2 separate regions of the Mus musculus genome follow, and region 1 is linked to region 2. A link is a loop called in an ENCODE intact Hi-C map of the cell type or tissue named here. Cell type or tissue: heart. All regions are shown on one strand. Links, peaks and the distances in the headings refer to the core of each region. The heading gives the core; the rest is flanking DNA.

What was found. Peaks named below come from ENCODE experiments on the same cell type or tissue, not always from the same donor. Only the 100,000 strongest peaks of a DNase experiment are listed, where the experiment ranks them.
Region 1: it touches region 2 in a loop (2.0-fold over the local background); 3 of 42 quality-filtered maps call a loop at or near these places.

Annotation. Positions count from the first base shown.
Region 1 is chr9:48,478,243-48,484,428 of GRCm38, forward strand. It overlaps Rexo2 (RNA exonuclease 2), which reads right to left and starts at 2,369. Exons shown (of 7, transcript NM_024233.4): 1 at 2,165-2,369; 2 at 1,068-1,151. The coding sequence starts at 2,311. In heart, for the core only: no CTCF peak of the experiment used is centred there; a DNase peak (open chromatin) is centred at 2,419; H3K4me3 peaks cover 2,118 bases; H3K27ac peaks cover 1,790 bases.
Region 2 is chr9:48,857,337-48,863,522 of GRCm38, forward strand. No RefSeq gene overlaps it. Among named protein-coding and RNA genes, the nearest start is that of Zbtb16, 24 kb to the left of the region's middle. In heart, for the core only: a CTCF peak has its summit at 3,345 (motif pointing left); a DNase peak (open chromatin) is centred at 3,305; H3K27me3 peaks cover 574 bases.

The DNA.
Region 1 (6,186 bases), core at 1,254-3,753, 380 kb before region 2:
CATCTTTTAAAACGCTTCACGGGTGCTTAAACGCAAGTGCCAACAGGTCTATTCTATTTGTTCTGCTAAAGGTTTCAGTTAAAGGCAGCATTTAACAGAGTGATAAAAATCACCGTGAGCACACATTCTAAAAGTGTGTCTATAGATGTTCTAAAACCCTAACACAGAGGTGCAAGAACCACACAGTCTAGCTGAGAAGGCAACGGCCACCTGGGACAATGGGTGTCATCTGGGAGGAGTCACCCAGTTCAGACGGAAACGTCATTGGTCTGTAAGGAACGCATACGGATACTTTTTTTTTCCTTAACATTCCCTAACCAACATGGTGTAAACACTACTTTAAACACTACTTACACGCACCAACGTCGTATCAGGTATTCTATTGGGAGCACAAGAATGACACCAGGCAATCTAGAGGTGATTCAAAGTACATGAGAAATACTGCATCTCCTTCCAGGATACAGGGGAATGAGATTTAGGTATCTACAGAGGAATCCTGGAACCAACCCCTGATGGAGTGGTATAAGGGGGACTATATATGGAATTAAAGCCGAAGGTAGGACATAGAGATGGGAAACTCTGTCGGGGGACACCAAGCTTGATGAGGACCCAGCTGGCTGGATACTGGTGGGAACACTTGAGACTGCCTGTGTTTAGAGAGTAGTTTAACCAGCTTCCCCAATACCTAGCCAAATGCTCTTGAGCAAGTCCCCCAAATCTCTTGTAACCCAATATCTTCCGGTGGACAATGAACATCATTAACAGAGCCTATCTTATCATCATGAGGACTAAGAATACACGTGTAAACCCTGCAGAACTGTTGTAGCCTTGGGGGAGGGGGAGTTCTGTCAATTTCAACTGAAAACTTAATCCGGTTATGAAGTGGATTATGTTGGTTCCAATACCAACTCTAACATATTATATTACATTGTCCTAGTAATATAGCACTGGGCCTTAATCTACACAGACCTCAATCTGCTACGTTTTTCAGTGAGATCAGATGAAGGCACCTTTAGATCCCCAATGCCCTTTAAGTGGTATGAATGTATTTACACGGCATCACCTACTTCAGCCAAAATGTTAAGATCAGAGTCAGTTATCAGGCAGGCCATCTCAATAATCTGATCCTTCTCAATATCCAATCCTGTCATCTGTAAAACATAAATAAACAAGCATATAACAAACACATGAAACCACCTTTTGTTTTGTTTTGTTTTTGTTTTATTTTTTTGAGACAGGGTTTCTCTGTGTAGCCCTGGCTGTCCTGGAACTCACTCTGTAGACCAGGCTGGCCTCGAACTCAGAAATCCACCTGCCTCTGCCTCCCAAGTGCTAGGATTAAAGGCGTGCTGCCCAAGTTTACTTGACAGAGATTCCTTTGTGTGGACCCAGCTCACATTCTATGACCAGTAATGGTCTGGGCAGTACTCAGGGTATTAAGTTCTGAGTGCTCAGAGACTGCTAAAGGCACTTCCTGCGGGCGGGCCAGCTACTGTCAAACACATTTGTCCTGGGAACAGACTCAAAATAAGCAGGATGAAAACTTGACTACAGAAAAGTGAGCTCACGAACGTTACCTCTCGGAGGTTTACAATGGTTTCCGAAGTTTTCCCAACAACAACAACAACAAAAAAAGTTAACAAATGAACTCAGTTCGTAAGCAGAAAACTGGAGTTCAAGAGAGGCCTAGGTATGAATGCGTTAAAACTAAAATGGGTAACCTGAATCTTCCAATGGGGCCTCAATTTTCTCTTTTATGGAATGAGGGGTAAGGCTGAGTCATCTCCTGAGTCCTAGCTTAAGCAACCTAGTCTTTTAAGGCTAGGAGGTGGGGACGGAGCAGGGCTCAGAGTCGCTGCCCCAACTCTCACCCACGATCCTCAGAGTCACTAACGCGTAACACAAATTCACTTCTGGGTGGAGGTCGAGGCTAGGGAGAGGGGAGACACATGGACGGCTCCACCCAGATGGAAAGAAACCCCACAGTCCAGGGACAGTCCCAGACCCCGCAAAAACTCTTGACTCGGGGCTCCTGGGGCCGTGCTCACCTGTCGCACCTGACACCCAGATCCCTGCTGCTTCCCGGGACAGGGGAGTCCCTCGGTCCCACGCGCGAATCTGCGCTCGCCTCCCCGCACCCTCCTCGCCCCGGCCGCACTCTCACCTCCAGGTCCACCCAGACCATTCGCTGAGCCATGCTCTCCCCTGCCGCCATGGCTGCGCTACCTTCGCTGACACCTCGCGCCCCGAACTGCCCGCGCCTGCCACCCACGCCCCGCAACAGCCTGGCGCCCAGGGATACGCCTAGCATCACCCGGCACGAGCCGCCACGGCCCCAGCCCCGCCGGCCCAGCGCGCGCAGGCGCCACAGTCGCTAAACGTCGCAAACCCACGGGGAGGTGCCGGGAGAAGACTACAAGCCCCGGCATGCGAGGCGTCGGCTCGCCCTCCACAGCTACTCTCGGCTGCCGAAAGGGCTGATGGGAGTAGGAGTCCTTGGTCCAGCCTCCTGCTCCCCTCCCCCGCCACGTGTTTTCGGATGTTAAGGGACTTGCTAGTATTTCACCGCTAAAGTTTGTCTGTTTCCAGGAGATATCATTCCTGAGTTTTTATTAGTTCTAAGCTGCGAAGTTGAAGAGGCTTTACTTTGAAAAATATGGTTATATGTTTAAGAATTGTTTTAAATCTACCTTTTCCTTACTGCTACCTCCCTCAGTTTTTCTTTTTTTTTTTTTTTTTACCTGCCCCTCCCTTCCGCGTATTGAGTATATTTCTTATTTACTTGGAATCCGAGTGACGTGCTCTTTTGAGCTACAAGGCCAATTCCGCCATCACCGTTTAGGAGTCCTTAAATGGTCTCTTTTCTGAAAGATGACTTCGCACATATCAGGTGTTCCATAAATGTTCCTTTCCCATTATTGGCAGAAGCCTTGTCTCGTTTTCTAGGATGCCAGGACGTGTAGGCTGTGTTTCGGTTGTTAGATCGTATACTATTCTACCTTTTGCAGCCCACTAAAGAGAGTTGGAATAGCTCTGCCTGCTCTGTCCTGCGCTCTGCCTTTGCCGATCGCTCTGGTTTTAATAGACGGGTCCTTAATCTCCCACAATAGATACGGTTTTCATCACCTACGCTCGAAGGGGCCTCTGCGGAGATCTTATATTTTAGCTCAGTAGCAAACGCCTCTGCAAAGGGCAATTTTGTCACAAACGTGCTCAGTCTTGAATCACATACTCTGTGTCTTTTTCTGAAAGCTGTGTTGCCAGTAATTACAGAGCTTGTGGTTGGTGGCATAGTTATTCCTACCCGGTGAGCTGGTTTTGTGAGACAAACATTGTTGCCTAATCAAAGCTTTAAGGATGCTGCAACCTACAAGTGGATTTCAGCTACTCCACCGGTGACCTGCCAAGCTTGGCCAGAGAAACGGAAAAAATCATGGAAACGGGTGTCAAATTACATGTTCAATTTTACTGCAGAATGGGTATGTATATTATAACGGCATTACCTAGTAGAACATACTGTTAAGTTTGTAATCATTTGTGGCCCTACTCATAGGAAGGAGAACTCTATTGTAGCATTGAAACTTTTTTTTTAAGACAAAGAGACACACTACAGAACCCAAGCTGGCCTGGAATTCTGCCTCCCAAGTACTAGGATTAAAAGTGTGCAACACCACACCTGGCTATATAGGAATTTGAATCCGCTGGGCTTATTCTCAGTATTACTTCTTTACATTTTGAAAGGATAACATCCTTAGGCTGGAGAGATGGCTCAAAGGTTAAGTAAGAGTACTTGCTGCTCTTGCAGGGGATTGAACTTCAGCTCCGAGGGATTGTGTTGCCCTCTTCAAACCTTAGTGGGCACCAGTAAACACACATACACACACGTACACACACATACACACTGCACAAATAGAGATCTTTTTTTTATTACACCTTTGGTGGTGGTATTTAACAATTTATATCCTGAAAAACCACACCCATGATTTTTTTTTAACAATGAATGGTTACATTTAACAATGAAAAATTATAGCTATGTAAATAGCCACAGGGAACCCTATCTCAAAAATAAACAGAAACTATGTGTGGGAGTTTTAGAACCTTTCACGTTTATTCAGCTAAGGTAATGTGTTCTGTTACAATGATAAGTACAGATTTAGTGTTCTTACCATAAATAAAACAGTTATTTTCCCTAAATTCTAAAGAAATTGCAAAACAGAAAATGGTAAAAGAAACTAGATATAGATTTATGCACAGTTTTGCCAAAACAAAGAGTGTGAGTAAGTGTGCTAATGTCTTCCCACCATATCTATGACCATTTTAGACTTGCAGAAAGCAGCTGTGTGACAAAGGCTAGAATATTGTGACTTTAGCTGAGACACGTCCTTTCCTGGGGAGGAGGAGTCATGACCTATAAGTTGTACCCACTGTCTCTGTTTTCTGCTACAGAAACAGTTTTGGTTTCCGTCTGGTTTATATTTGGTTGTTTGAAACAGGGTCTCACTCATGCAGTGCAGGCTGACCTCAAACCCGTGACAGTCTTCCTACCTTCCAAGTTTAGGGATTAGTTATGATATAACATGTTTGGCTCTAGAATTTTTTTAAATTAATATTTCCCCCACATCCATTATTAAATAAAATAAGCCTTTAAAAAAAAAAGAAAGTATCCTCAGAGCACATCTGTATATGTGGCCACTGAGGTTTTTATGAAATCTGAACTGCATTTATGTCAACTCAGTTTACAAACACATACCAAGTACTTAGCTTGTACAGAGCACTCTACCATGAAGCTTTGGGATTTGGATCTGGAAGTCCGTCAAAGGCCAGAGTGTTGTAAGGATTGGCCCCATCATCGTGTTGACAGCTTGTGAAAACTTTGAAAGGTAGGGCCTCGTGACAGGTCTTCCAGTCATTAGATGCATGCTCTTGAAGGGGGACTGTGATCCTCCACTCCTCCCTCCCTCCTGCCCTGTTTCGTCGCAGCCATCGAGTCTGTAGAGCTTGGCTCCATTGCATACTCCCTGCCAATATGCACCACCCTACCACAGGCCCAACAGCAGTGACTCCGCCTGACCATAGACTTAAACCTCTAAAACCCAAGTGCCTAAAAGAAGTCGTTCTTCACCACTGGTTGATTGTCTTTGGTGATTTGTTACTCTAATGGGAAACCAACACAAATGCTAAAGATCCTACCAACTTACCAAGTGTGATGGTTTGTATATTCTTGGACCAGGGAGTGGCACCATTTGGAGGTGTGACCTGGTTGGAATAGGTGTGTCACTGTGGGTGTGGGCTTAAGATCCTCACCCTAGTTGCCTGGAAGTCAGTCTTCCACTAGCAGCTTTTGGATGAAGATGTAGAACTCTCAGCTCTGCCTGCGCCATGCCTGTTCCCATCTTGATGATAATGGACTGAACCTCTGAACCAGTAAACCAGCCCCAATTAAATGTTGACCTTAATAAGAGTAGTTTTGGCAAAGTTAGTTAATGCTCATTATACAGGACACAGGAAATACTCAACATATTAAAGTAGGGGTTCATGTGTTTGTTTGCTTTTAAGGGTTTTGGAGAGGTTGTTGGAGAGCCAGGTTATGTCAGCCCACAGTTCAGTAAATAATACAGCCCTTCCTGGCAGGGAGGTCCTGGTGTCAGGAGCTTGAGGCAGCTGCTCAAGTTGTATGCAAACTCAGAAAGCAGAGACTGGTGAATCTAATGTGGTTTGAAGTTCTAAAATTTGGGCACATTATTTTGTATTTGGAACTTTTTCTTTGATAGGGAAGGAAGTGACTACTTTCCCATCTGTGAAACATGTTAGTAAGGAGATAATGGAACAAATGGGGGGAAAAAAGCCTGTCTTCGCCACCGAGTTATCACACCCCCATCCCCATTTCTGAGGCAAAGAACATTATGCTTGTTTGTTTTTCTAAAGGACAGTGTAATGTACACTGATGTCAAGATAAAGCAAGATAATAAGGCATGTAAAGATTTTTTTTAATTATACAAATTTGCTGAAGGCATTTTTTGCCAGATACACAAAAATTGCATTCAAAGAATCACAACTCTGGGCTGGAGAAATGGCTCAGCGGTTAAGTGCACTGACTGCTCTTCTGAAGTTCCTGAGTTCAAATCCCAGCAACCACATGGTGGCTCACAACCATCTGTAATGGAACCCAATGCCCTCTTCTGGTGT
Region 2 (6,186 bases), core at 1,819-4,318:
AGGGAGTGTGGAAGATCCTAAGTCAGCATTCTCAACCTGTGGGTTATGGGTTATGATCCTTTTGGGAGACAAACAACCCTTTCACAGGGGTCGCATATCACGGATCCTGCACATCAGATAATACATTATGATTCATAACAATAGCAAAGTTACAGCTATGAAGTAGCAAAGAAATAATTTTATGGTTAGGGCTCACCACAACATAGGGAACTGTGTTACAGGGTCACAGTACCAGGAAGGTTGAGAACCACTGCTCTAAGTGCTCAAAGCCCGTCCCAGGTGAGGCGCTCCCTGTCTAACATTTCCTTAACCTCTGAAACCAAGAGTTCAAATATCCAGGCCTATGGGGGACATTTCCCATTCAAGACACCACAGCTCTCTACCCCTTCCTTTTCATAACTGGTCTCGAAAATTGGAGCAAACCTTAGACAATTCCCAGCCACCATTAAAGTCCAATGGAGTAGTCAGGTCTAGATAGCAATGTTAGACACAGGGCTACAATCCTAACAAGTCATTAACTAGGGCCTTTTAGGGCTGTTCTCCACTTTCCCTGCACATGAAGGGGTGGGGTTGGTCTCCAGCAATGGCCTGCAGTGTTGACCTTATAATCCAGCAAAGTGTGACTCAGCCTTTGGACTCGCCACTTTATATTGTCCTGTGACAATGTGAGTCCTAGCTAGGGTTCATGAGATGAAACCAAGTCTTCAAGTGCCCCGGGCTTCCCCGGCTGCCTGAGGCGCAGGACTCAGTTCTCCACTCTTGGCATCCTGGCCAAGCCCCCAGGGACAGGGTGTTGTAACTGGCTTGCAGGTGTTACACATTAGGTAGTCTTTGGGGTGGCACTGTGCCACGTTGCTTTTTGTCTAAGTTGCCAGCCATTTATTTTCCTTCCTCGCTTGCATTTGACTTTTCTGCTTTCCTTCTGTGATCTTGACAGTGAAGTCAAAGTCAGGCTGACATTTGGGTCTGGTGTCCCCTGGGAGTTCTAGTCTTCGTTCCTGGAAGGAAAGTTTATGTGTGTGTTGGTTCAGGAGCAGCTTCACCAACGACAGAGTAACTATTCTCTGACTTTTCCTTCCTTCCTCCCCCTACCCTCTCCCCCTACCATTTCCCTTCTCCCTCACCCCCCACCCCCTTCTCCCTCCTATGGGGTTGCCTGCAGCCCACGCTGGTATTGAACTTTCTATGTAGCTGAGGATGACCTTAAATTTCTGGTTCTCCTGCCTCTATCTCCCCAGTACTGGGATCAGGAGCTTACTCCACCACAGCTGTTTTATACGGTGTTAGGAATCTCACCCAGAGCCTTGGACCTGTGTGGCAGATGCTGAAAGATTGACCAACTACTGGGTATACGGTAAAGCGGGCATTTGCTATAAAACAAATGTTTGTGTCCACAGTGCATGAGGCTGAAGCCTACTCACCAGTGTGACTGACTAGGTATTAGAGGGATGGGGGCCTTGGGGAGTATTGGAAGGGTAGAGCTTTCCTGGGTGGGCTTAGCACCCCCAGCAGAAGGCTCAGAATCCAGGAGGTCTAGAATCTCAGCTTTTAGGAGACCAAAGCGGGCAGATCATGAACTCAAGGCTAGGCAGGGCAGATTCTGCCTCAAAAACAAAACAAAACACTAAAAACAACCTACCAAACAACCTACCAAAACAAAACAAAAAACTATGGGCAGGCGCAGAGGCCATAGACTGGCGGCATAATTCTCGCCTAACGTGGAAAACCTTAGGCTTGATTCCCCGTGCCACTTTAAAAACAAAACAAAACACAAACTTAGGGATGCCTAAGTCTTTTTTATTTTTATTTATTTATTTTCATTATTTTAGATTTATTTGCTTTTACTGTCCCTGTCTTCAGACACACCAGGAGAGGACATCGGATCCCATTACAGATAGTAGCGAGCTACCATGTGGTTGCTGGGAATTGAACTCAGGACCTTTGGAAGAACAATCAGTGCTCTTAACTGCTGCGTTATCTCTCCAGCCCCTCCTGATGCCATTTAAACACACACACACACACACACACACACACACACACACACACACAGAGACACACACAGTACAACGCCACTCAAGAAACAAGGGCTGAGACTCAGTGGAAGAGTGCTTGCTTGGCAAGTATGAGGTCTTGGACTCAATCCTCAGCACTGGAAACAAACAAAAACAAGAGGACCTGAAGAGCCCCACTCTGATCCCACATCTGCCTCACATCTGCTTTGGGAGTTTGGCAGGGCCAAAAATACTATCTCTGTTTTACAGGGAAGCCAACAGCAGGTGGATACATTCCTTCGTGATCCCTCTCACCAACACACACACACACACACACACACACACACACACACACTTTATAGATTGCTACTGTTTTGTGATAAAAAGAAAGGGACTCAAATTTCCCCCAAATCTTTCAGAATAAGGATAGGATGTGGGAGGACTAGATAGTGAAAGGCCTAGAAAATTCTTTTTTGGGTTCATTTTAAATATCATGCGAGCTAGAGCTGTAATGAGATTGACAACATCAAATATTTTTGTTTGATCAAATGTTTTCTGCCCAGTAACCTAGTCTACAATGAAGCAGCCTTGAGGTTTAGGGCCCCGTGGGCTACACAGAAAGGCACCAGCCAGTGCATGTATATGCAAAGGCCAGTCAGGCCCTCGAGAAACGATGCTGCAGAAGAGGGGCCAGGAGTGAGCAGGGGCCTTCCCAGGTCTGAATTCTGAGGTCAAACATTTTCCATCCTCTCTCCTAAGCCGGCAGATGTGGAGGCCTCTTTTCTCCCTGCTCTGGATATCTGGTGAAGGAAGACTCTGCTTCCGGCCTGTTCTCCCAGCCCATCTGAGTCTGGATTCAGTGAGATCCGGGGTGTCACCTCTGAGTCCAGGGCAGAGGAAGTTTCTGTGCTGCTCTCCTCCAACAAAACAGCAGTGAGTCAAAATAAACAGCCTTTGAAGTGCAAACGCTGTCTTTTCCTACGGGTACCCTCCTCTCTGTTTACTGGGCTCCCTCTGGGTGCCTCTACATGCAGACTCATTGCCCTGTTGACTAACCTGTGCAGAGTCCCCGGAACAACCTGGTCTCAGAAACCTGGTGTGGTGCAGAGAGGAGGTCAGGACCATGAGGTATTAATTGGGAAAGCTTTTATTTTCTCTATCTCAGAGGCTTTAATCCTGTCTACTAGGCCACATTCGCCCCCTTGCGGTGCCCCCAGCTCCCCTCCGGCCAAAGAGGAGCCTGACCTGCTCCTGCTGGAGGCCAGACTCAGGAGCTGTCTGGTTAGCTCTAGGGAGTCAGTAATTTTCTGCAAGGCCACCTGCTACCCCTTCTGCCAGGCCCTGGCGACCTCTAGTGGCCAGAAGGTAGAAGTGAACAGGACAACAGGTGGTCAAGCAGGTTCCCCTTCCTCCGTGGTTCTCAGTTTTGGTGAGCACTTCAGAATTACCTGGGAGTCTTGAAAACTGCCACAATCCAGGTGTTTTATTCGGAGTTAGGTCAAAACCTCCCGGAGGTGAGTTGCAACGTCACCACCTGCATACAGCCACGTGGCCTTGAATTAGTGTGTCCCTGAGGGGAATGTCTGAACACCAGAGTTCGTGCCTTCCAGGCAGTGAGATCTTGTTTCAAAATATAATATAAAACAAACACTAGAAAAGGTGGTTTGCCGTTGTCTTCCCTTGTTACATGGTTGATACTCTTTGCCTTTGTGAAGTTCTTCTCAGTCTTTCACCCTGGTCCCATCTCAAGAGAAAAGTCTGGATTGGGGGTGGGGGGAGGGAGGAGAAGAGCCAGCGGTGTTGCTTGTTCAGTAAAATGCTTGTTGTGCAAGCATGATGATCCAAGCTCAAGGCCCAGAACCCAGATCTACACAACTCAAAAATCATGGTTACAAAGGTTTGCTACCACAAAGTGGAGGGTGGGGTGTGGGGGTGGGGGGACCCTTGATCTCACTGGCTAGCCAGCCTAGTTTAGTGACTTCCTGACCAATGAGAAACTCTGACTCAAAAACAAACAAACATGGTGGGCCTCTCCAGAAGAAGACAGCCCCCGACCGAGGTTGATGGCTGGCCTCATGCTTGAGTGTGTGTGTGTGTGTGCGTGTGTGTGTGTGTGTGTGTGTGTGTGTGTGTGCGCGCACACACACAGGCGCACACACATGCACTCATGCCCCATGGCATCTTTCCCCATCTTCCCTGGCAGCAGCCACAGGGACGAAGTCTGGTGTGGAGCGGCAGACCCAAGACTACATGGCACTCCGAGCTGCCTGTCAGCCGCAGCACCACTCCATCAGGCTCTGGATGAAATGGGTTGGAAGAGAGAAGAGCCAGCACCAGGACAATTAAATTAATTTCCAGCAGCTGCGTGGGATTAAAATCACCCACTTCTCTCTGGTCTCTATGTAATGTTCCTGGAACCAATCTCCTGATCCCGGGCTTCTTTTCCGCGGGGTCACAGCTTTGGGTATACACCCTCCTGATTGCTTCTCTCTTTCCAAGCTGCCCTCCCTCCTGCCATCCTGGAGGGCAACGGCCCCATGGCTCCGTAGTTTGGCTCTCTTCTTCCCAAATATCCTGTAGTGCCAGGCTAGGGTGACATTTAGGGGCAGGGACTCTCAGGATGGAACCATCTGGCATAGTACTTCAGCACACTTAGAGGTTCTAGGAAATGGAGCATCGGAGTCTGTCCTTCCAGAGACCAGATGACCATATACTGCATGTCACAGTGAACACATGGGCTCCGCGTTAACTAACTCATCTCCTCTCTCCTTCTCTCTCAAAGAGAAGGGAACGTCTGCCTTATGGGCTGTTGTGAAAGCCAAGTGAGATAATGTATAGGAAGCATGCGTCTATAATGGATGACAGGGGCTGGCTCATCCTAGATAGCCATTAACGATGTTAGAGGTAGCATGCCGCGGGATGATGTTTTGAGCTTTTTATGTGCATCGTTTAGTAATCTTTGCTGAGTCATGAAGGAATGAAATGGCAGCAAATGCTGGAGAGGATGTGAGAAGAGAAAGCCGGAAACACCACAGATGCGGGGTAAACTGGAGCAGGGACTATGGAAACCAGCACGGAGGTTCCTTTAGAAACTCAGAACAGAGCTTGTGGAGCTGGCTCTGTAGGAAAGAACACTTGCTGAGTGACCATGAGGACCCAAGTTCAGATCCTCAGCACCCAAGCGAAAAGGCCAGCACAGCCGTGCACACCTGTAACCACACATTGGGTCGTTATGACGACAGGATTGCTGGGGCTTACTGAGCTGCCAGCCTTGCAGAAAAGCCTCAGTGAACATCCAGGTTCAGTAAGAGATGCCATCCCAAGGGGACAAGTCAGAAAGTGGTGGAAAGGAACACCTGATGTTCTCTGGATTCTGCATGGCCCTGCAAAAACAAGGGCGCGTGCACATACACATGCACACGTGCAACAAAACCCTAAGCCAAAAAATAGCCTAGTCAGATGGACATGATGGCACACACCTAGTCAGATGGACATGATGGCGCACACCTTTAGTCCTAGCACTCAGGAAGCAGAGGCAGGCAGATTGTTGTGAATTTTAGGCCAGCCTGGGCTATGTACTAAGACACTGACACTGTCTCAAAAAGAAAAAAAGGAGGAAAGGAAGGAAGAAACAAAGGAGGAAAAAAGCCTAGACTAGCAGAGAGAGAGATACCTCGGTGTTAAGAGCACTTGTTGCTCTTCTAAGAGAACCCATGTGGCTCACCCCATGATAACTCCAGTTGCAGGGGTATGACATCTTTCTCTGTCCTCCACAGCACTGCACACAGGTGGTACACAGACATAGCATGCAGGTGATTCACACATATGAAACCATTTTTAAAAAAATTAAGGTTACTGACCAATGAAAATAAAGCAGGCCAAGCCAGGTATGCCTATAATCCTTCAGCTTTGGAAAAACAGAAGAAACACGGTAGCCACCTGGAATTATGAGAGGAAAGGGGCAGGAAGGGAGGCCGGCAGCAAGGATGGAAGGAAGGGGTTCTGAGGAGCCCCTGGCCTGATCCAGGGCAGTCCGTCCCCATACCTCACTCCATGACACAGGCTCCTAAAAAGGACTATGTTAAAAACATTTTTAAAATTAGCTTGTATTGTTTTGAAACAGGGTTTCACTACATTGCCAGGCTAGCGGGAATTCCTTCTGTAATTCAGACCAGTCTTGAACTCTCCATCCTCC